Regions from separate parts of the Homo sapiens genome. Here all the other regions are linked to region 3. Evidence: chromatin loops called from intact Hi-C (ENCODE). Cell type or tissue: PC-3. All regions are shown on one strand. Region 1 overlaps SGMS1 (sphingomyelin synthase 1). Region 2 overlaps SGMS1 (sphingomyelin synthase 1). Region 3 overlaps SGMS1 (sphingomyelin synthase 1). Region 4 overlaps SGMS1 (sphingomyelin synthase 1). Region 5 overlaps SGMS1 (sphingomyelin synthase 1).

Region 1 (5,000 bases), 69 kb before region 3:
TTCTAATGGAGAGGAAGGTTAGTACAGTTGTCAAAAGATTCTGGAGCCAGATGGCCTAGATTTAAAACCTAGCTCTTCTGTTTACTTGCTGTGAGACCTTGAATAAATTACTCACCCACTCTGTGATGCAGTTTTTTGCCTCTGCAAATTGAGGATAACAATAGCACCTACACCATAGCTTGTGAAGATCAACAAAATATAAACACAAGACCTATAGAACACATCCTGGCATATATATATATATATATATATATATATATATATATATATATATATATATATATATAGCTATTTTTTTTAAGAGACAAGGTTCTCGCTCTGTCACCCAGGCTGCAATGCAGTGGTATAATCACTGCTCACTTCAGCCTCGAACTCTTGGACTCAAGCAATCCTCCCACCTCAGCCTCCTGAGTAGCTGAGACTACAGCTATATACCACCTCGCCCAGCCAATTAAAAAAAAATTTTTTTACAGACAAGGTCTTGCTATGTTGCCCAGGTTGCTCACTATCTTATTAGTAAGAAGAAAATATGAAAGCAGCTTTATTTTTGTGAGGAAAAAGGTAAGAAGTACAAAACCACAAGTGCTGACTGTTCCTTTACTACCTGTTCAATATCAGTATGTGACCAGAATGTATCAGGCAATAATGAAAGTCTGGACAGTTGTCAGATCCTGTCTTATGGCCAATACTGATGTAACCAATTTCCCAATAGACCACATCAAGGCCGGAGGGTTCCTGGGCAGGAAGCTCCCAAGTGCCTCCACTCAACCAGGCAACTGCAATGCCTCAAGATGATGATAATTAGTGTGTGTGACCAGACCAATGGCAGAGACACAAACTGTTTGAAATAAACACTTATGCCTAGTAATTGACCTCAATGGGACTTGTGGCCTCATCTTGAGACATACGACGTAAACCAGGGTCAATTATCTGACACTTGAGCCAGCCATGGGAAAAATCATTAATTGTCACATTCTAATAATACACAGCAAATTTCTGCCTTGCTGAAAAACAGCAAGTTCTAAACTAGCCCCAATTTCCATACCTTATACTGTAATTATTTTATTAACCTTTGGTAGTCCTGAAAATATTTTTCAGTGGCCACCCTCTTAATCTGAACAATACTAGAAACTCTTTCTTTAAAAATAACACATTTGTTGAGTGATTACTATGTGCCAAATTTACCTATTCTTTAAAAACTCTTTGATGGAGACATTTTAATCTCCACTTGTGCAAATTAAGAATACTGAGGCTCGGAGAGAGTTTGTTCCTTACTGGGATCCCTCAGTGAGTGGCAACACTGGGAACCAAACACAGAAGCATTCATTTTCAAAGCCTCTGCTTTTCCACCCACAGGAGAAATCCCTCTAGTTTGATTCTCAGGTGGTTCACACTCTATTCCAACTATAAAGTACTCCTTCAAAAGGTCTATATGCCACCAAAACTTTACACCAACCAACCAGAAATACCCCCCACCAAAAGCTCCTGAAATTTTCTTAAGGGATACATGTTTTACATTTGTCACAATCAACATTAGGCTTCTATTTTTCATTTGCCTTCTTCAATGCCAACTGGTTTTCAACAAAGCACCAAGGTCTCACCCACAGATCTGTCCTCACTGAGGCTAAAAAAATCCAAGAAACACCTACTTTCAAACACTCATTTTTCAAAGTAGATTCCCTTGTCGTATTCATTTATGCTCCTGCACAAAATGTCAAAGACAAATTCACAAATGAATTTCTGTCACCTTACTTAGTCACCTTGATTTTTTAAGATTAAGCTAAAGATGCAAAAGATGGACCAAAGTGGTACAAAACTGTTGTACCCAAGAAATTATTTGTGAGCTTTCTGTTGACATTTTAAACATCTTCATTTTGTTAAAAAAATCTCCATTTACCTTTCATTTCAATATTCTGCCTAAAAAATTACCAAACTACAATAAATTTGTCTGGTCAAAAGCCTAATTAATGGCATCATCCATCAATTACTGCATCAGTCCGCATTGAAATGGATGCGTAATAAGCATCATGATCACTCAAAACAACAATGACTATTTCTCTAATGTTCTGAGGTTCAATTATTTTTGCATTGAATGCCACTGAACAGTAACAGAAGTCAAAGCTTAGCATTAGCTTTTTCAAAAATTAATCTATCTTCCTATTGTTGGCTTTTATTTCAGTAAATTCAAATTAATGGAGTCAATTGCCTCCATAAAACTATGAAGAATAAACAAAACCATTAGACATCTCAGGTCAAATGGCAAGAAAAAGGGGCCACGATCCTACTGGAAATTAAGATTTATTGACATTTTCAGGGTATAACATTACATGCCAAGCCAAGAAAATACTGCACAGTATTGCCCTTCATAGGATATCATTAAAAGACTTTCCATATGTATGAATAAGTATATAGATTATTTGAATTGTGAGGAAATCTTTAAAAACCTTCTCTGGAGATGTTTAATTAAACAAAGAACTAGTCAACTATTTTTCTAGGATTTAGGTTGAGTCATAGTTTACATAGTATGTAACAAGCCATTTGTATACTCAATTTTTGTTAACCAGAACCATTTTTTTTTTTTAATTTCAATAGCTTTAGAGGTAGAAGTGGTTTTTGGTTAGATGGATGATTTGTATAGTGAAGTCTGGGATATTAGCGTACCTGTCACCAGAGCAGTGTACCCTGTACCCCATAGGTAGTTTTTTATCCATTACCTTCCTCCCTTCTGAGTCTCCAATGTCCATTATACCACTCTGTACGTCCCTGTGTACCTATAATTTAGCTCCCACTTATATGTGAGAACATGCAGTATTTGGCTTTCCGTTCCTGAGTTACTCCACTTAGAATAATGGCCCCCAGTTCCACCCAAGTTGCTGCCAAAGACATTATGTTGTAACCAGAACCATTTTAAATGTTCGAAGAAGTTTGTTCTTTGAATAAATTTAGACAGAAATTCATTTTTGATCTATTATCTTAAAATCCGAAAAACATAGTTTTAATAACACTACTCACAAAAGAACAGACATGATTATTACTCACTGGCCAGTCTAGACAGAAAATTACGTAAATTCAAAGAAAGAAGAGTTTCAACTAACTAACAGTTGGCACAAGTACACGGTTCGCATGTTCAATGTTCCATAAAGTTTATGAGGTAAATAATATACTATTAGCTTAAACCCATCCCAGCTGTCAAGAGCCTGAGTAGAGGTTACGAAGATAAGAAATGAAAGTATTCTAGACTCTAGGGGTACATTTGTCAGGCATGCATATATCTAATTGACTAATGTGTTCCAAAGTGAATCTTCATTCGAGTTCTCTATTTCTGCTCATCCTCTGCTCTTGCTCTTCTTTGTCTTCATTCATTCATTCAACACATGGTGTTTCAAAAGCCAGATGCTACCCTAGGTGCTCAGGATACAGAAGTGAGCATTATCTACAACTCCTGGCTACCAGGAATGATCTCATCATGTGGCTAAATTCTGACGTTTCCAGACAAGGTTGTTCATAAGCTCACCTGCTCTTAAGAGGCTCAATACACTGATGAAGGTTTAGGCAAATACAGAGGGGAAGGACACCAACATCTAGTATGTCTTAAGAATAATTTTGCTGTAAGATAGTACAGGGTCTCCACAGGTATGGGACATGGTAGTGTCAGGTGGGATAACCTTTAGCCCCAAACTACAACTACTCAGGCCACAAAAACAGCAGAAAGTATGGCCAGATTTCCTCAACCCCTACCCTTCTTTTATTTCCTTTGTAAAAGAACATGTTTAATATTCCTTACACCAAAATAAAAATCTTTTTAATGGAAATCAAAAGATAGACGGTAACATGGGGGAAACAGGTATAATACATATGAAATAGGATGAATTTTCCTAATTTAAAATGAGCTCATACAAGTCAATATGATAAAGACAAGAAGACACAAGGGCAAAAGGAAGGAAAAAGAGGGAGAAAGAGGAAGAAGAAAGCACATGAGTGAGCAGTTTACAGAAAGAAACTCACAATGGACCTATGAAAAGATCCTCACCCAGAGGGAAAGTAAATTTTTAACTTACCAGATTGGCAAAAATGTTAAAACTTGGTGAATGAAAAATGTTGATGGAAGCGTGGGAAAGACATAATCTTGTTTTGTTTTGTTTTGATTTTTTTTTTTTTTTTAAAAAGGCCAGGCTCACAGCTGTAAGCCCAGTGCTTTGAGAGTCTGATGTGGGAGAACTGCCTGAGGCCAAGAGTATGTGACCAGCTTGAGAAACACAGTGAGACCCCCATCTCTATAGAAAATACAAAAAACTAGGTGGGCATCGTGGTGCATGCCTGTGGTCCTAGCTACTTGGGAGGAGCGAGCATTGCTTGAGCCCACGAGTTTGAGGTTGCAATAAGCTATGATTGTGCCACTGCATTGCAGTCTGGGTGAAGAGCGAGACCCTGTCTCGAAAAAACAAACAATCAGTGACCTTTCCAGAGAAGAATTTGGTGATGTTTATCAAAATTTGAAATGTATTTTCCCACTGATGTAGCAATCCCACTCACAGGAATTTACCCTACAGGTATGTCAGCAAGATATTTATACGAAAATATTTACAGAAAGGCAGACTGCAATAAATCCAATAGCTAAACACAATCCCCCCAATGGCAACTATTAAAACATCCAGAAAAAAGGCAAAAATAAAATCAATTATTATACACCCATAAAATAAAATATTGTACCATCATTAAAGTGAATAAAGAAGATCTGTATGTGTTGACAGGAATATATCTCAAAAATAGGTAAAGTACAAAGAAAAAGCTAAGGAACGGTATGTATATTAATCCCTTTATTAAAAATGTAAAAAGCCAAAAGCAAGATAGACGCAGATATGTGCCAAAATATGTATTTTTTTTTCCTGGAACAAATCACAAGAAATGTAATAACAGTTACAGTGAGAGGAGCCTTTGACATCTCTTTCTAAACTATTTGATATCATTTGTATACTAACGATGTACATGCACCATTTTTA
Region 2 (5,000 bases), 61 kb before region 3:
AGAGCCAGTTAAACCCCTGAAATATTTTGATTTATAGAGGACTTGCTTGAAAATGGATCCAGCGCCTTAATATCTATTTTTTTTAAGGCTGAACTTTTGGCTGAATCATTTTCCCTAAATTTGTATCTAAATATCAAAAAATTCATTTAAAAAAAGCTTCCTTTAGACAGTGTATATAGCACAGTGCTGTCCAGTAGAGCTTTCTGAGATGATGGAATGGTTCTGTATCTGTTCTACATAATATGATAGCCACTAACCACATATGTAGCTATTGAGCACTTGAAATGTGTTAGGTCCAACTAAGATTATTAATTTAAATATTCGCATGTGGCTAGTGCCTATTGTATTGGACATCAAAGGTCTGGCATATGGTCCTCTGTAATCTGAGGAAGGCCTTCTGCTGCTGGTGGTGTTCTTGTATGCTTTGGCAGGGAACAAGTAGGTATAGAGAAAAGCAACATAGAAATACTAGCCCTTTTATTCATTCTAGTCACAGTTTAAAAACATTATAACTGGCAGGTGCAGTGGCTCACGCCTGTAATCCCAATACTCTGGGAGGCAAAGGTAGAAGGAATGATTGAGCCCAGAGACCAGCCTGGGCAATATACTGAGACCTCATCTCTTAAAAAAAAAAAAAAAAAAAAAAAACAAAATAAAAACTTTTTTTAATTAGCGAGGCTCCTGGCTAACACGGTGAAACCCCATCTCTACTAAAAATACAAAAAATTAGCTGGGTGTGGTGGCACGCACCTGTAGTCCCAGCTACTCAGGAGGCTGAGGCAGGAGAATCGCTTGAACCTGGGAGGCAGAGGTTGCAGTGAGCTGAGATCACACCACTGTACTTCAGCCTGGGTGACAGAGTGAGACTCCATTTAAAAAAAAAATAGCAGGGCATGGTGGTGCATGCCTGTAGTCCCAGCTACTGGGGTGCGTCTCAAGTATCCCAGCTATTGGGTCGGGGGGGCAGTTGAGGCAGGAGAATCATTTGAGCTTGGGAGTTCATGCTGCAGTAAGCCATGATTGTACCATCGCACTCCAGCATGGCTGACAGAGCGAGACTCTATCTCAAAACAAAACAAAACAAAAAAAGATTATAACAACCCCTAGCCTGCCTGACCTCCCTCCTGCTACTGGCTACAAACATGGACATATAACTTACTCAGATAACTTAGTTAACAAATTCTTAGGGAATAAAATCCATTCATTTTATTCATATAGATTAGAGTCCAGACCCAGTAGTGAGAGGCACTCACTTTGGAAAGAGGTAATGTTAGAATTATTGCTTTATTTTTCCTTTTCTTTTTATTTTATTGATACACAATATTTGCACATATTTATGGGGTACATGTGATAGTTTTTGCATGCATAGACTGTGATGATCAACTCAAAGTATTTGAGATATCCATGACCTCCAGTATTTATTATTTCCATGTGCTGGGAACATTTCAAGTCCTCTCACCTAGCTACATCAAAATATACAATACATTGTTGTTAACTATAGTCACCCTACTCTGCTATCAAACACAAAAACTTATTCTAACTGGATGTTTCTGTTTTTCCTATTCTTCAACCTCGCTGGATATAATCCCATTTATTCCCTGAACTGTTCCTGTCCATTCCATACTCTTTTCCCAAAAGGATTCCTCTACAGTCTTCCCAAGACCATATGGTTTTCATACAACATATCTCTATGTACCCTGGCACTACTGAAACTGTGACAGACATTCCCTTTGAAGTAGACTGTGATGACTAGTTTGTCAGTTACAAACATTTAATTTCATATCTCTGACCTTTACTTGGACATAATCAAAATAAATGACAACAGATTTCTCAATTCTCCTGAGAATTTTGCTCCTAAAAGTAAATGCTAAATATTAGCAATAGATAACTTCAGGAAACTCTTTCGATATATCAACGGGAATATAAGACTATAAAGAGGACAATTATATAGGAACAGATAACTTCAGGAAACTCTTTCAATATATCAACGGGAATATAAGAATATAAAAAGGACAATTATATAGGAAAGTACCACAGGCTCTGGAACCCAAAATGCCTAAGAAACTATATACAGCCTATTATCCTGAGAACCAAATGAAAGTATATTTCATAAGTCTACAAGAATTTTAACAATATAAAATCACACTGAAAAATTCTGTGAAATTTTGTCTATGAACTGCTTTGGGTGAAAATTTCTGTAGTTGTTTAGTAATCTGTGCAATTTAAATGAGAATTATAGGACACACTAACTAGCAAAGTAGGAATTAGTTTACCTTGTAATTTTAACAATGTACTCTAGTTTCTTTTACTCGTTTACATGAGTCACTCACAGAACAGAACACCACATTTCCCACATGAATAAGCACTCAATGACATTCATTTTTCTTCTCAACGTTTTCTAAATTGCAATAAAAAAGATAATAATATTATGATGGTCATGACACTCTTGTGTTGCAAGTCAGATAGGAAAGGGCATTCAAGGTGAAGACAAGCAAACCTGGGGAAGCCAGCTGGTCCTTAGAGTGCAGTGTTATCTGGGGAGACTCACATAGTCCAAGGCTGTCCTTTAGTCTTGCAAATTTATAAATACAATGATCAGAAAAGCATTCATACTGACCACACTTGTGGTGACATTAAAGTAAAAACTCGAGCTGAATACCTTATTGTGAGAATGTAAACCATCAGGTGGGTTGTTTGCTGGCATGTCTGATGGCAGATCTCTGAAAAGCATAGTTACATGAAGTGGCCAAATTACCATGAGAAGGATGCATAGTGGGCATGGAACAAAAATATGTTCTGTGTCTTCCTGTGTGGCCTGACACTGTGCACTGTGAGGTTAAGGAGGACTCAGCGGTATTCACCGATGAGGGCAAGACCAATCTCTAATTCAGATTTGGAACTTAGGCAGATTTCAAAAGCCCTCAGACAGCCCCACCATAGGGGAAGACCCATATGGAGACCTGGTAATGCCGCCCTAGGGGTAAGGCACCTTCTCTGTAGCTAGGCCAAGTTGGCCTCTCAAATTCAGTCTCCCATCCCAGTCTTCAAGTTCTACTTCTCTAAATTCCTCTTCAGACAATTTCCCTCTCAGAATAACATGTTAGTTCCTTTAATCAAGTTATAGTTCTATAACCAAGTTATGGTCTCTTGTTGTATGTTTGCTGTGATACATTCATTATAGGTTAGTTTAATAATTTCTTTTGGAGTCAGGTCTTTCTTTCCAAATTGAGAAGAGGGAAAGGTATATATAGTACACATACTATTACCTGAGGGCCCTCATGTATGGCATATACACCATACTCGTGGTAGAAGCCAATAATTCCAGTGAAATGAAAGCTTTGGAATTTCAAGGAAGAAGGAGGGACCTCTTGAAAAAACAAATGAATAAACCTATAACCACACTCTGTATTTAAAGAATTCATTGAATGCCAAGCTTAAACTCTTTAAAAAATACAAGCTAATAGACCTATGGTGTGGATAATGAGGCATATTGTTCCACTCCACCTTGACTTAAATCTGTTTGTTCCTTTATGTCTAGGACGTGTTTGAGCCTTTTGGTGAGACCCTTGCTTCAAAAGGGGGGAAAAAAACAATTCTATTTTTACATCTGTTAACTCAGCACAAGTCTAGAACTTGGGATTTTGGTACCAATTACTGCAAAATTACAAGTTGATGCCCAGGAGCCTTGTAAATACACAATCAGCTTTCAAACATTTTCAGCAACACTTCCTGCAGTGCGTGGTAATTTCTAGTCTCATCCATATCTGAGAAATCAAAGTGACAGAATGCACCTAAAGTGGATAAATTGTTTTATGGGGTCTCAAGAATTGTGGTCACTGGTTCCACCTGAAATTTTAAACTGCCTAGTCTTTCTTTTAGTTTATTTATTATCAGCTTGACTTTCAGTTTGGTTTGAGTATCAAACTCTCCGCTTCTGACCCCATAGAACTATGCAATTTTGTATCACCAGTTCAGGATTCTCTGTTAGGATCACCAGGTTTCTTTGCCAATACTGCTTACCCAGCAACTCAGGGGCGGCTTGAGGCCATCAGAGTCTGGAACACCACCGTCTACTTCTGTATGATAAGGAAAGTTAATTAAACTTGAAAGTTAGCTTAATGAAGGCCTCTAAGCACTAGCAGGGCTTAGTCTATGTTAGTAATTTCTGAGAAGTATGTTTTCATCTGTGCGCCAGTCACATTTCACATGCCCCTTATGCTGGAACTGCTGTGCTCCCCTTGGGCAGCCACCACCTGAGAGGGATGAGCTGGCTGTGAATTGTCCCAATGATGTGAGGGGACAGATTTCCTTCCAGATACCCATAGAGAGGCAAGCTGCTGGGGGCAGAGGGTACTAACACTCACTCCACTAGAGGATTCAAGTCACATGTTTATGTGAGGTTTACACAATTCAATGCAATAGGGACACTGAGAAAGAAAATCAAGACCACTTTTCAAAAAAATTCCTAACTTCAATTCTCCAAACTGAAAAAGCGCCTCTTCCTAAGCCATGGAACTTTTCATTGCTGGACCTCTTATTGCCATCTCCCTGGAAAATTAACAGAAATGCAAAACAGTCTGCCTTTATAAGGTAGACAACAGACGGATTGTGAATACTCTGAAATCTTCCCATCCAACCCCTATCACCTACAAAAATTCACACCATTAAGTCAAATACATACAATGCCAATGGCTCTTACGGATAAGCTACACACTGCTATAGCTTGCTTGATACACAAGTGGAAGTGACAGAAAGGGTGATCACATGAAAGCTTTATCTTTTCAGGCAAGGCTGAGAGGGTATAAGAAATCACTAAGATGACAAAATTGACACATTTGCACATACATTTGCTAGGTGTGCTGCTTACACCTTAAGGCATGGAAAAACATATTTAAGAGACATAATATCAAGAGTAAGATTAAAAAATAGAATTACACTGCTTAAGAACAAACATTACATGTTTTTATAGTGGAACAATTCACAAATGCAGAAGTTATATT
Region 3 (5,000 bases):
CTGGTGAACACAAAGTAGTATCTCAGTGACAATAAATGATCATCAGACATCATGATATGCCTTTACACTTAACCCCACAAGAACCCTATGTGTGTGTGTTGGGTAAAGGGTGGAGGGTGAAGGGCTTAGAATCCCCAACTTAACCAGATGAAGACATTAGGCTCATAACAGAGGTTATGTTGTAACTTGTCCAAGGTTGCAAATTTGTCCAAGGTCAAACTTTGAGGAAATGGGAAAGGGTTCCAAATTACGTGTCGGATACCTTTAGGCTATTGTGTTGACCATAACAGCTCTGCCTTAATGATGAACATACTTGAATTTGTTTTTCAATCAAAATCATCTAGTGATTCATTCACTATTTTCCAGTTTCAAATTGCTTTTGCTATCTTCCCAAGTAAAGGATCTTGACACTCCTTCCTCCTGTGAGATGGAGTAAGTATTCTGTCAGTGAGTGGCTTGAGAAGGTCTAGAGGGACTCTTTTTAGGATAGCTGCTAAAGCCTCTGAGAGCACCCTGGTGATCTTCCTTTTATGGGATCTAGCACATGGAATGCATAGTAAAAGCTGCAGGCTTGATTTTTCAGTGGACATATGCCATGAAGATACAATGCAAAAAGTTCTTTCTGGGACTCTATGAGTAAGCAAGTTAACAATGCATGCCATACACAGCAAATCATCTAAGGAAAAAAATTACCCAAATTATACTTAAAAGGCTGTGGCTCTAAACTTTCAATTTAGGATGGAGCAAAGTACGGCATGAGTCTTTGTAGACATTAACCTAATGACATTCAGAATACTGGTGGTGGGGGGAGTGTGGTACAGAATAAGGTACTCTTCCCCTATTCAATAATTCTGGTATAGCAATACTCGAACTCCTATGTGTTTACTACTGGTGACTTCCTCTCAAGGAAAACACACTGGAGTAAGAGAAGGTTCAGAGGGTAAAAAGGAATGGGCATATGAACCAAGGTTGTGGAAAGAAAAGATTAAAGTTCACAAAATTCTGCAAGGCATTGGCAAGCTCCCACTTTACAAGTTTACATTTATAGGGCCAACCCTTTTAAAACTTATTACTTCCTCTTAGATTGTGGGGGGCAGTGGTTTCATTCTGGGGCCAATCTGATTGATCAACAGGCAGTGGTTTCCTGAAGCAACACCGAAAGACAGTGCCCAAATCAACTGCCATTGTCTGCTATGGACACACGATGTGGAAATTGCAGCAGGCATGCTTCGTTTTTGGCAGCCCTGTCCCACACCCTATTATTAGAGTTCAGTAGTCAATTCTCAGGGGAAAGATGGTGTGTAATAAGAAATAAATAATATAGAGAGACCAGGAAGAGCACTCCATTAAAACTGCATTTTATTAGAGTAGTAAAAAGTACTGAAAACTTTCTCATTCTTACTTGTAAACAGCATGTTTTGCAAATTAGAGCCTGGCTTAAGAGAATACAAAATCTAAAGTAGAAAGTTTGTGTTTTCTTCCTTTATACAATGTTAGTGTTTTCTTCCTTTAATATCTAACTTTCAATAAACAGAGTTTAACTGAACCTTTTCTTCCTTTCTTCTGCTTGGAGGAGAACCTTTACTCTCTCTCACACAGGATCCTGCTGCTGTCAAAAAGCCCCAGGCATGGTCTCTAGCTTTGGTGACTGAAGGTTGCAAGTCTCTTGCTGCAGTCACCCTCAAAGCTTCTTCCTGCCAGCAGCTGGTATCACTGGTAGCTCTCTTCACAAGGGAGGACTTTCCACTACACTTAAGGAAAGACTTAATCTTCCCTTCACTACACTATATTCTTACCTTTTCTAGATTAAAAGAGTAATGCAAAGGGTAAAGCCCTTCCTCAAATTTTGCCTCAATTTACAGCCAAGCATGATTGTCTTGGGCAAGTTACAGAGCTCCTCTCTCAAAACTGCTGGCTGAGATGTAAGAGAAAACAAAAAATAAAAAAGACCATCCATTAACTACCCTGGGAGTTCAGCAACTTCCAAACTGGCCTCTCAAACCGGTTTCCCTTTTCCTGTAAAACGCATTTGCATAGAGGAGTTTAGAATAACAGGTTCACCTAGAAGGAAAGAACAGACTTACACATTGCAATCTACTAAAAATGTGGGAGCTGAATCAGGGATTTAATGAGGCATAAAAATTCCCAAGAAATATACCACATGCCCTTAAGGAAGTAGTTACTAAAAAAAGATGATAAAGAGTGAAAGCAACTATGCTCCAGGCAATGGTGAGATAGGTTCATGGGAACAAAGCAAAACTGGTAAAAGACTGGAAACTAAACCAGTTTTAAGCATGACCTCAAAACAAACAACATCTCCTCTCACCTTCCCAGAAAGAGTGACCAAGTGCCTTTGCTTAATGCTGCAGAAAAGAAGAGGTACTTTATCCCTTCATTCGGCAAACATTTATTGAGCATGAAGGTGGGATTATATAGAGATGAAAGAGCAGCTTCCCTGAAGGAGCTCAGTTTAGCAAGGAGAAAAAAACCACGTAAATCAGTATTTACATTTCTATGTGGTACCAGGGAGTCATAACACCGAGCTAAAGCACAACATCAACCAACACAACCACTTCCATGGTAGGGGCCAGACACAATTCTAAATTTTTAGGTAACTCATTTGAATCTTTGAAACAAGTCTATGAGACGCAAACACTTTTCCTGGTTTACTGGTGGAATTAGTGTGTATGAGATATAAAAAAGGATCTTTTAAACACAAAGACTTTATTCAAATTAAATCTTCAAATTATGCCTCCCTCCCCAAATACAAATCTCAATCCCTGTTTTAGCCTTTGCAGGTTGCCCAGCAGTATCTGAGGTTCCTAGAACTCTCACTGAGAAATTCACAAATTGAAGAAATAATTTCCTAACATCACAGGACTTGTTATCAAGGGCCACATCAGTAATGCCCTGCCTCCAGTAGAGCATTACTAAAACCAAACAAAATGAGAGCAGTTTTGTTTGTTTTTAAATCCTTACCCACAGATATACCAAAATAATCTTCTACATTATTTAATCCTAGCTTCTTCGCGGGCAAGAGCCACATTATCTCTGTGCTTAATGAGTTCTCAGTACATAAGACAGACATTGGTTCGCACCCAGTAAAATCATATTATATTTGTGTTACCAATTAAATCAAATCATTCTTCTCAGTTATTGTCAAGACCACCTTTACTTTCTATATTTATTCATTATTTTCTTTTTTAATTTTCTTTTTATTTGACAGATAATTGTATATATTTATGGAGTATAATGTGATGTATTTTGATATATGTTTACAATGTGGAAAGATTAAATCAGGCTAACACATCTATCACCTCACATACTTATTTTTTATAGTGAAAACATGTAAAACCTATTCTTATAGCAATTTTGAAATCTATGATGCATTATTTATTAATATTACAGTCATCATTCCTTACAGTAGATTTCTTGAACTTATTCCTCCAATTTATCTCTCCATCCCCTTCTCCCCTTTAAACATCCCAGCCTCTGGTAACCACCATTCTACCCTCTACTTCTATGAGTTTGACTTTTCAAGAATCTACATATATGTGAGATCATGCAGTAACATAATGTCCTCCAGGTTCATCCATGTTGTTGCAAATGACAGAATTATCTCTATCCTGCCCCTACTTTTTAAAGGGTGAATAGTATTGCATAGTGTGTATATGCCATATTTTCTTTATCCATTCATCTGATAATGGACTCCTAGGTTGTTTCCATATCTGAGCTATTGTGAATAAGGACACAATAAACATGGGAGTGCACATATCTCTTCTACATTCAGATCAAATTTCTTTGGATACATTTTTAGAAGTGAGATTACTGAACTGTATGCTAATTCTATTTTCGGTTTTCTGACAAATCTCCATACTGGTTTCCATGATGATTGTATTAATTTTCATTCCCACCAAAAGTGCACAGGGGTTCCCTTTTCTCCACACTAGTCATTATTTTCAAGACTAGACTACTACCCATCCTCAGAAGAGTTATTCATTGCTAGGTATTTGCTCCTGCAGTTCCCTGTAATGCCCTTCCTCTATCCTGCTCCCCACACTGTTAATCCATTCCCATCACCTGGCTTAGAAAGAACAATGGAAATATGATCTAGTAAAATCTGAATTAGGAATTAGGTAATTACCACCACACTATATTAGAACATAATACAATTTCCATTAAAACTGTCTTCACACAGTCTTATTCCACTACCAACATGTTTAACTAAAGTAGTACTAACATGTTTAGTTTAACTAACTAAAACTGTTAATGCTTAAAAAAAAATAGTTCTCTACACTGTGTTTAATCTACTGTAGTCCAAGCAGCCTCTGTCTGGAACAGTAATACTCTCTCCCTAATAGTCAGAAAGTCCCACAAGCATGGGTTATGTCATATCTCAAATATACAGTATATAATCCAGCAATTTAATAAATATTTTTAAAACTAAATGCCTTGCCTTTTGAACCTGGATTCTTTTTAGATATGGAGAATAAATATCTATTGAAAATTAAAGGAATTCATAGAACAATGAGACTTTCTTAATTTCCTTTTAAAATACTTTGAAGGAACATTATGGCTTCAAAAGAAAAGTCAACATGAATTGTCAAAACCAAGCTATCATAATAAACTTTCCAAGTCTCAAAACCTGTCTCTGTGTTTCTAAAAGAAGCAAAATTTAGCAAGCAAATAAGAATAAAATGGACTAATAAAAAACTTCGAGTTTACTCCAATATAGAAACAGACTAAAATATAAAACCAAATTACAATGCAGATAACAGGAAATGTTTTTAACCAAGAATAAACTAATATATTCAAACCAGATTTGTAGTAGACATATTTCAGGGAATCTGTTCACCCACTCCCATTTCTGGGGGACTCTGCCATATTCTCAGGCCCAGTTGTCTTTCGATTGCCATCTTATATCACCTGACACAACTCCACAAGCACACAGCCATAGCTGATTGGACCCGAAAGAACACTTGACCCAAAGAGAGCCATTC
Region 4 (5,000 bases), 130 kb after region 3:
CACACATACATAAAGCAAACACATCAAAAAGTTAACATTTGATAAAACTGGAAGCTGGATATATATGCATTTATTGTATTATTCTCAGTAGGTTCCTGAACATTTAAAATATTTTAACAATAAAAAAATTTGTAATGAGAAGAAAATAAACATAAAGCCTCTACTCTCTGTGGAAAGAACTGCTTTGTCAGACTAACTTATTTCCAAAGTGCCAGGATAGAGAAAATTTTACAGTGATCTATTTTGTTTTTAACATCATGCTCCACAGCAGACAAAACAATCAGGAGAAAAGGTGAAAATGAACGAGTTTAGACAATGGAATTCAATTCAGCAACACAATGAGGTTCTCAGCCAGTCTAGGCTGTCTTCATTTCCAACTCCTTATCCTCTGCAATGTTAAATGATAAAATAAAATACCAGAAAAACATAACCACATTCTAAAACCTTTTGCCTCTGAAGAGGAAGCCCTAATAATAACCACTACCATTTTATTCTACATCTACAGTGTGCTGGGGTCTTACAAACATGATCCCCTAATAAACCTGTAGGATGAGCTTTTTACAGATGAGGAAGTTAAGATTCAAACAACTTAAGTAATTTCCTCAACATCCATTGGTTCCATTGCTGGTGAGAGGCCGGAGCCCAGGCTGCGCACCACCAGGGCTGAACCGTGGGTAACAGAGCTAGCTTCCAAATCTCTCTCTGCCGAGAGTCAAACACCTTGGTTTTGTTTTCATTTAACCATGATGCACACCTCTCACTATCTGATACTCCTTCTCTTACTTATCGTAAACTTCTGGGCTCCCACAAAGGAGTGGATCTTACACAGAGAAAGCAGTCTCTAGTAGTAAATTCAGTAAATTTAAAAAACACACACACACAAAATCCAAGAAATCACAGTCTTGAGATACAGTATCAAAAACCGTACCTCCAAATGGTAACTCAAGGCAACAAAAAAATTGAGGGGTAAAAAACTAAATTGCACAACACACTGCAGTCATCAAAGAAACACTGCATGATTGTTTTAAATTGAACAGCCTTAACCTCTGAAGGGACCTTAATGTTGTAGTCAGCAACAAACCTGTGAAAAGAAAAAGAATTGGTAAAATCACTTTCTAATGTTATGTATCTTTAAACACTTGTGACTGTGAAGAGTGTACAAAATTTATCTTCCACATGTAGACAGAGGGGCAGGACAAGCTAGAGCATACATAAACAGGTTAAGATTTTATTATTTACTAAATTTTCAAAAATGTAGAATAACATTAAACTTGAAATACATGCCATTGTTTATTCTAGTAGGAGTTACATTAACCATTCTGGAAACAAAATATAGATCAGAAAATGAGAAAAGTCAGATTTAATCTAAACGTCAACATTTCTGACCCCTAGAGTTTATTCCTAAAATAGGGGCCTCAGTGCAAAAACGGCACTGTACACTTTGCTTTTCTATCACTTCCTCCTGCACAGTCTAAGCTCTGATGACAGCTCTCAGACAGTAAGGAAACTGCTGAGTCAAAACCACATAATCAGAGCCCTCCACCAGCTGGACCCTCATAAACCTGACACCCCACCCAAAAGAAAGCAAACTGGTCCCCCACATGAGCCTGCACGTAACAGGCTGCTCACCACCAGGGCTGAACCGTCGGTGAAATTTACATGTGCAACCCAAGCAGAGGTTCCAGGGACGGTGTCTAAAGAAGAACTATTAGGAAGATAAGAGAACCAGAACTGTAGAGAGCCACCAAAAATGCACAACATATAACAGACTCCAACAGCAAACAGGCAATTATTTGCCTAGACGTCTGATACAGTGCCAGGTTAGCTCACTGCACTTGAAATTTTAACGGCACAAAAGAACCGCAATTATCTTTTTTCCCAGAGACACATTTCTTTGATTACATCTTGCATGCTGAAATAAAAAATTTATTCAAACAGTTTCAAGGTTATTCTTTGGAATGGAGTATTTGACTGATTGCCAAATGTATAAATTATATGACTAAGTATTAAACATGTGTGTTTACTTTGTTCCAGAGGTCACCTATTTAAATCAAGGACTTAAAAAGTCCTCGATTGATCAACTCCACAAAAAAGAAGAAAGATTATTTATCCCTATAAATCTACACATACACCCATCAGTAAAAAGACCAAGACAGACTCCAAAAAAATGACTAAAAAGATCATACAAGAAATATAAATATAACACAATACACAATGCTGTCAGTAAACTCACCGATAAGCCTCCATCTTCAGATAGATCATGTGCCTTTAGAAAATGTGAGCAATGTAAACAAACAGATTTGACTGGCATTGTTTAAAACCACCAGTTAGTCACATTTGATTTTTATCAGGCCTATAACGGTACAAAACATTTCACTTCTGTTACTACAAAGCTGGAAGCTAATTTCAATTTCCTACATCTCCACAAAAAAGCACCTACAGACATGTCACTGCAAGATGCCCAGGCACCACAAAACCCCGGACCACTGCATGGAGTCAGTGGGGAGCATACTGCTCTATATTCTCCATTGGGCCTCCCCTACCACCCAGATTTGGGAAAAAATACAAATTAAAATCAAGGGAGCTTGCTGTGCAAACACAGCCTGTAGCTCAGAACCTCAGCCCCACTTCCAAACAGAATGTCATCCATAAACAGAAATTCCAGAGCTGCCACAGTGAGACAGGCTCACAGAGAAGCATACCACTGAAATAAATCATATCTGCATATCCAGTGAGCATTTAACCAGCTCAGAGTGAACTAAGGAACCAAACACTACTGCCAGATTTTCCCTCCTAAGGTACTGACAAGTAAGAGCTATCAGAGCAAAAGATATGAAAACACCGGCTGTTTTCCAACAACCCTGACAGGACTTGCTCAAGGTTGCTGCCAAGTTTGCTGGTGAGACTGCTCTGAAGTATTGTGAAACCACACTCTTGACCTCAGGCAGTACTAATACCTTCAACTAAACACTGTTCAAAGTGGTGGGTGTGTTTATAACTGTAAAGGCAGAATTTCCTTGACCACACAGTGATAAGGCACCCTCTAATAAAACTGATCACAAGAAGGCACATATTTTTATTTTCCTTTTTATTTATACAAATGTATGGGGTACATCTGCAATTTTGTTACATGCATAGATTGCATAGTGGTCAGGTCAGGGCTTTTAGGGTATCCATCCCTCAAATAATATACATCATACTCATTAACCAATTTCTCCTCATCCTCCCCACTTCAACCCCTTCACCCTTCTGAGTCTCCATTATCTATTGTTCCACTCTCTACATTCATGACAAGGAACATATTTTAAGAGACACCTTATTTTCTTTTAAAAAGAGTCTCTTGAAAGATGTTTGTCTTGAACAAATATTTGTACACCTGTGTTCACAGCAGCACTAACCACAACAGCAAAAGATAGAAGTAACCCAAGTGTCCAATGACAGATGAATGGATAAACAAAATGTGGTATATCCATACCATGGAATATTAAAAAGGAAGGAAATTCTGACACATGCTACAATATGCGTGAACTCTGAAAACATTATGCTAAGTAAATCAAGCCAAATACTAAATAGTTCCACTTATATGAGGTACATAGTCAAATTCGCATATACAGAAAGTAGAACAGTGGTTTTCCAGGGGCTAGGGGTAAGAAACAATGGGAATGATTGTTTCATGGGCATAGAGTTTCAGCTTGGGATGAGGAAGTCATTCTGGAGATGGATGGTGGAGATGGTTGCACAACAATTTGAAGGTACTTAATGCCACTGAACTGTATACTTAAAAATTGTTAAAATGGTACATTTTGTGTATGTGTATTTTACTATAATCAAAAAAGATGTTTGTACTTGTTTAAAGTATAGATTTGGAATAGTAGAAATATTTTAAAACTATAAAAATACAACATATATTTCTATGCATATTTAAGAATCTACCAAAGTTGTCTTCAGCTTCCACACTTGGCGAAAATCTGACCTTCAGTCTCAGTCTGGAAAGCTAAAGAGCAGGATGCATTCTTCAAATGTCACTTCTGGCATCCTTGAACTGATGTATGATCAATGATTGCATCACCGTGTAAGTAAACATCACAACAGCATGACGTCAGTGATATGAACAAGGCATTATATTTGAATATCTGCTGTTAGTATCCAAAGACTCATTTTCAAATGTCGGTGAACATTCCAGATGTATCCTAGAATCTCCTGCATCCATCAGCAAACTATATGACACTCAAGATTTTGTCACGTACTTACCAAAGATGTTCAAAGATGGAATGTCTGGTTATTATATAACAAAGCTCAGCTCTAGCATTGTACTTTTTTTTTTTTTTTTTGAAACAAGGTCTCACTCCATCACCCAGGCTGAAGTGCAGTGCCATAATCACAGCTCGCTGCAGTCTCAACTTCTTGGGCTTAGGTGATCCTCCCACCTCAGCCTCCCAAGTAGCTGGGACTACAGATGCACACCACCACACCCAGGTAATTTTTTTTTTTTTTTTTGGTAGAGATATGGTTCTGCTATCTTGTCAAGGCTGGTCTCAAACTCCTGGGCTCAAACGATCCACCCACCTCGGCCTCCCAAAGTGCTAGGATTACATGTATGAGCCACTGTACCTGGCCTAGCATTGTACTTTGTGTATAACAGCATTGACATGGCAAGTCTACTAACAATATTAAAGAGCATGCTTACTAACAGTCAATGGTTGCTTGCAGGGAAAGCAGTCAATTGTTGAAAACTGAGGGTACCTTGAGAGGGCAAACATTTGTCACATATTACCTCTGCAAAGATTCTTCTGTCATTCTTCTCCAGGGAAGATATTGAAATTAGTGTGCAGGCAGTGAAAGCTAAGATGCAGATGGAGATTCCAAAACAGCTCTGTTATCTTGAAAGCCAATTTCATTTCTCTACAGCCACACTTTTAGAGCCAAAGCTTAAGGATGCATTTTTCTCTCAACTGGTTGTGTGAAGCAGCAAGTGAGTACAAAAATATCAGGGAAAAATG
Region 5 (5,000 bases), 110 kb before region 3:
GGGTTAACTTCTTAACCCTTACCTCTGGGTAATAGAATTATGAAATAAATTTCTGCTTTACTTTTTTTTCAGTATTTTCTAATTTCTCTGATAAACATATATTACTTGCATTTAGAAGGGGAAAGGATTTTTTCCCCCAAACATACTCTATGTTTTTGAACATGTAGTCTGCTTTGTAAATTTAAAAATACGTGTTTCCTTCATTAGCTTTCTTAAAAAATATAAAATGAGCTTGCAGATTTCTCTAAATAATAGGAATCTTGGCTTTCTGTGTATAATTATGTTCCCAAATTCTTCATATTCCCAAGACATAATGGTCCAGGCGTACAAGCCAAACCACCAAAAAAGATGAAGCTGAAATCTGAATCCAAGTGCATAAAGCAACTCCAGTCTCAGATATTTCCCATCATTCCAGAGGGAAAACAATAAGCTATTAGCTTTACAATTGTTCTATTATCTAGATTTCCTTCAATATCCATCCATCCAGGCTGCTGCAAAACAGCAAAGCCTTTAAAAAAAAACTCTGCAGGTTGTCATTACAATAAAAACTAATATAATAGCTCTACTGATAACTAATCACTATTGTTTTTCCCATGGGATTTCATTCTTAGTACTAATTACCAAAAACTCGGGAGATGATCTACTCCCACTCAACTGACTAACTGCCCCTCTGAGTCCGAACCAGCAGGACTATTTTAATATTTGCCTAGTTAATCTGTAGAACTTGGACACGGATTCACTCCAGCAGTACTCAAGAATGGAGGACCTAATCAATGTTTCCAAATTCCATTAGCTCTCACATGAGCTGATGCACACAGTACTGATCTCATCTGCCCTGAGAAGCCTGGGAAAGTCTAACACAGGCTATTTCTATCACACAACACTCACTTCCTTTCCCTTCTTCCTATCTTTTTCAAAATGAGAGCTAAAATTCTTCTAATTTGCTCCTCATTTAGCTAGAATAAAAATATTGCATGTGCCCTGGAATCCATCATAAAAGTAAGTTAAAACTGTAAAAAGCCAGATGGCTTAGGAAAAGGGTGAGGCCGTGCTTTACTATCCTCTGCTTTTTAAGAATCTTTGATGCCATATTCTAAAGCATACCCACAGTGCCCAGCTTACTAAAACTACCTCTATCTACTCACCTATAAAGTAAAAGTAATCCTGCATTCTTCTGGGGAGTAAGAAAGATCAGAAAACTGACATGGAATTTAGTAGGGGCATAGCAGCAGGGGATTTTGAAAGCATCTATGGGAGAAAAAGTTCTGATCCTTCTTTTCCTCCCTTTCCTACAGAAAATCCAACAGTGATCAGTCAAGAGCTGGCGATGGGGGTAGGAGTGGCAACTGCAGGTTGGGGAGGTGGCAGAGCCAGTGTCAGAACAGACGAACGAGGTCACCCTGCCCCACCACTCCTTGATCCCTCCTCATCCCTGTCTCTCCTCATACCCCCAGGATTAAGCAAGCATAAACTAAAAAGGCTGCCCGAGGAAGTCATTCCATCAGGCTCTCAAGTTCACATACCCGTCAGAACCCAGGCACATTAAATCAACCTGGATCACAGAGAATATGCAGTCGTCAGGACTGTGGCAAACAGGATAGGGCAAGCCATACCTAGTGCAGTTAAAGTTCAATTTTTTAAGGGGCAAAAATAAACAAAAAACATGCAAGCTGAATCTGGCCCACGGGATTGCCCCTTGCAACTTCACTTGCTCTCTCATTCATTATATCTAATCATGAATTCCTGGAGATCCTATCTTGAAGGCTCTCTCAAACTGTTCCCTTTTCCCTATTCCCATTTGCTTCTGCTTTAGTTTCTGCCTCCAGCCTGGCTCAACTGCAACCCTCTGCCACACTACCATGAGATCTAGTTCATAATCTGATCTCTTCACTTGAGGCTTAAGCTCCCCACAGCTCTCAAGATGATGTTCAGATGCCTTGACTTAGCTCCAAGGCCTTCCATGACACGGCCTATTTATTTACCTGTATTTTTCAGCCTTGCCCTACAAGCTCTGGGCCTGTATCATATCCATACTCAAGTGTTCCAGTAGATTCCCACACAAACCAGTCATTTCATACCTTGCAAGTTGTTCCTTCTGCCTGGAATATTCTTCCTACCTTATACCTTCCTTTGTCCTTTCATTTGCTTTGGAATCTCTAGAGCCTAATGCATAGTACACACTTAATAGATGTTTCCTGAATACCTAATTAAATGAGAATGCAAAGGAGATGACTTATGGTTCCAGAACATGGACCCAGTGATGCGTATCTCCTTTATATATCAAGCACATAAAAATCTACATAAAATATAACTGCTGACATTTTAATACCATAATCAGTTTCAAAATAAAGAAAAAGAATTTCTCATGTGTCAAAAGAAGAAAAATCTCAAATTCAGAGTAGAAAAGATACAAGTTAACACTTATATCCCACAGGGATATCAGACTTGGACTCTAGCTGCTAGGGGTTGGGGACTTAAGATCCCAGCCAGGGCAGAGGACTGAAACTTAGACCTTGAATAAAGCAAGAATCTCTCTAAGACCAGAAAAACTGGATCCATGAAACTGACACACAATGATACAGAGTCCAGATTTATACTATCTGCGTAGTGTGAAATTTCCAAGCCAAGAAATTAAGGTAAATATAAAAGAAAAATAAATATAAATAGCTCCTTAAAGGCGCTTCAAAAAGCAATGGTTCATAGGACTCCCATGGAAAAAGTAATCTTTGCTGAGGATGAGCAAATAATTGAAAATTATGAATCACACAAGGAAATGATCCACCATGAGGGAGATTTGCCAGGTGTGACAAACAGGAAGTTTACCAAACCATGAATTTGATCATATAAAACAGGTTTGAAGAGGCTATGAAATAAAGAATTGAAACCACAATGTAAAAACAAGACATGATTTTTTTCTTAAAGATAGATGTGTTTAAAGAAGGTACGGAGAAACCCTAGGTTCTCTCCTCTGGCCTGTGACCCACTGATACTTCAGGAGGAAAGAAGAGAGAGCAACATGTTAAAAGCAGATCAAAAGAGGAAGTGAAATCAGCAAAAAAATAAAGTATATAAATATAAAGACAACTGACAAATTTTGTCAAGCCCCAAGGATCTCAACAATCTAGCACCCACATCTTTTTTGGGGGGTGAAAAGGGAAATAAAAAACTGAATCCAGTTAATTGAAAGATGAATCAGATTTCCAAAAAGGTATTTCACTGGACATATACATTCTATCTCACTGTCTCCAAAAACTCCTCTGAAATGGTAGTAAAAAGATTTTCTTTTTTAAAAAAAGGGACAAGAAATCAAAACAGTCGAAGAGAACAGAAGAGAAGAGAACAGAAGAGGAGAAAACAGGGACACGATTTCGGAAGTTGGGAAGCACATGAATCAGTGGTGACGGATCTGGCAGGCCCAAAACAAGGAGCCCTAAGCCAGCAAAGGGGAAAGAAGCATTCTGATTTACATAACACTAAATATTTCCTCTAGCCTTAAAAGTATGAGGAATTGGTGGCATCAAGTACCTTGGAAATGGTGTGAAAGTGGAGTTAAAAGACCACTTAATAAGTTTCTCTAGATTCTCACTTTGTACAGCTGAGCAACTGCCTCTTCCCCACACCATAGAATACTGAAGTTTATCCTCTGGAAAAGAGACATGGAGAGTTTCTAGAGTAGTGGACATTAAACACAGTTGAAAGCAGTGGTATCTGACTAAAAACAAGGGACAAAGTGAAAGTTGCAAAAAGATTAAGTAGGATCTGCCCTTGCCTTTTACCTTCTTAGGCACCCAGAATAACTTGCAGGTTAATGATCAGATGAATTTTTTTCTAGAAATACCCAAGATTTTAAGAAAAAAGACTTAAGGATACTGATCATCTTACACTGAAACCATATAAACAAGCTCACCTCATGCAAAGAGTTTCCAAACAGTTTTATTTGTGCCTACTTTAAAATATGAAAAAAAATCACCAGGTATCTGAAGAAACTCTCTAATAAATATAAAAGCCAGAGATGAAGATAAAAAACAAACAAACTAAAAGAACTTGGAAAACAGACTATGAAAAACTATTACTAACATTTTCAAAGACATAAGGTATCAAAAAAGAACAAGATGGTACCACAAAAAGGAGAGAGAATTTTAAAAAGAGAGCTCCTGTAAATTCCTAGTCAATATGAACAATTCAATAGGAACAATAGAAAAAGTTGAAAAAAAATTTCAGATGTGAAACAAAATGAAAGATGGAAAATTGAGAGAAGAGAATAATAAAAAAGCAATCTAGAAGCCCAAGATCTGAATAGCAGGAGTTCAAGAAAATCCAAGAAAAAAACAAACAAAGATTTAGAAATATTTTAAATCTAAAAAGAGAAAATTTAAAAAAATTATCAGAACTAAAGGAGACATGAGTTGGCAGACTGAAAGTTCATCAAATGTCCAAAAACAATGGCTGAAAGTACACTTTCTGTTATTACCATTCCACACTAATTAATTTTTTTAAAAAGGATAAGAAGATCTTGAAGAATGCTCCAGCCCCATCCTGCTTTTCACTTTCTGGTTGTACTTCCCTCCATCTCACCCCAACCAGAAGGGCTAGTCTCCATCCTTGACCTTCCTTATTAGGACTTTTGTCCCTAACCAGAAGAGCTACTGAGGACCTAAAGCACAAGGACAATGTTCCTGATATCCAAAAGTAGAGTTTTGATTGTACTTCCAATCACAACCTTGTAATGGGCAATAGTGCCTCCTTAACACTAAAGAAGTGATGAGAACAATAACACCATAAACTTTACATACATGTTATGTAAAATAATCGTTCCCTCCAGCTTTTCTAAGGCAATTCAGATTTCAAACATATTTTTCCCTTCTCTCATACACCATCAAAATGTCCTAGAGGATGCAATATTTCAGTTTCTAAATGACTTCTCTCTTAGCATGTTTCTGCTACCCAGTAGTAGTTACAAATTCTTGATCAGATATGTGCTGACGATTTTTACTCAGAAG

The links. Peaks named below come from ENCODE experiments on the same cell type or tissue, not always from the same donor. Only the 100,000 strongest peaks of a DNase experiment are listed, where the experiment ranks them.
Region 1: a loop joins it to region 3, with 2.4 times the contacts of the local background. A loop is called at or near these places in 2 of 110 quality-filtered maps.
Region 2: a loop joins it to region 3, with 2.7 times the contacts of the local background. A loop is called at or near these places in 2 of 110 quality-filtered maps.
Region 4: it touches region 3 in a loop (4-fold over the local background); 2 of 110 quality-filtered maps call a loop at or near these places.
Region 5: a loop joins it to region 3, with 4 times the contacts of the local background. A loop is called at or near these places in 2 of 110 quality-filtered maps.

Annotation. Positions count from the first base shown.
Region 1 is chr10:50,400,167-50,405,166 of GRCh38, forward strand. All of the region lies in intron 6 of SGMS1 (sphingomyelin synthase 1), which reads right to left. Among named protein-coding and RNA genes, the nearest start is that of ASAH2, 150 kb to the left of the region's middle. In PC-3, no CTCF peak of the experiment used is centred here; a DNase peak (open chromatin) is centred at 2,485; H3K27ac peaks cover 2,017 bases.
Region 2 is chr10:50,407,808-50,412,807 of GRCh38, forward strand. The region is part of intron 6 of SGMS1 (sphingomyelin synthase 1); the gene reads right to left. Among named protein-coding and RNA genes, the nearest start is that of ASAH2, 160 kb to the left of the region's middle. RefSeq lists enhancers at 1-145, 2,173-2,673. In PC-3, no CTCF peak of the experiment used is centred here; a DNase peak (open chromatin) is centred at 2,344; H3K27ac peaks cover 1,512 bases.
Region 3 is chr10:50,468,876-50,473,875 of GRCh38, forward strand. The region is part of intron 3 of SGMS1 (sphingomyelin synthase 1); the gene reads right to left. Among named protein-coding and RNA genes, the nearest start is that of SGMS1, 150 kb to the right of the region's middle. In PC-3, no CTCF peak of the experiment used is centred here; DNase peaks (open chromatin) are centred at 586, 1,716 and 2,156; H3K4me3 peaks cover 2,095 bases; H3K27ac peaks cover 4,042 bases.
Region 4 is chr10:50,602,666-50,607,665 of GRCh38, forward strand. The region is part of intron 1 of SGMS1 (sphingomyelin synthase 1); the gene reads right to left. Among named protein-coding and RNA genes, the nearest start is that of SGMS1, 19 kb to the right of the region's middle. In PC-3, no CTCF peak of the experiment used is centred here; DNase peaks (open chromatin) are centred at 2,826, 3,366 and 4,056; H3K4me3 peaks cover 1,893 bases; H3K27ac peaks cover 2,501 bases.
Region 5 is chr10:50,359,894-50,364,893 of GRCh38, forward strand. All of the region lies in intron 6 of SGMS1 (sphingomyelin synthase 1), which reads right to left. Among named protein-coding and RNA genes, the nearest start is that of ASAH2, 110 kb to the left of the region's middle. RefSeq lists an enhancer at 2,999-3,068. In PC-3, no CTCF peak of the experiment used is centred here; a DNase peak (open chromatin) is centred at 2,788; H3K4me3 peaks cover 1,204 bases; H3K27ac peaks cover 2,826 bases.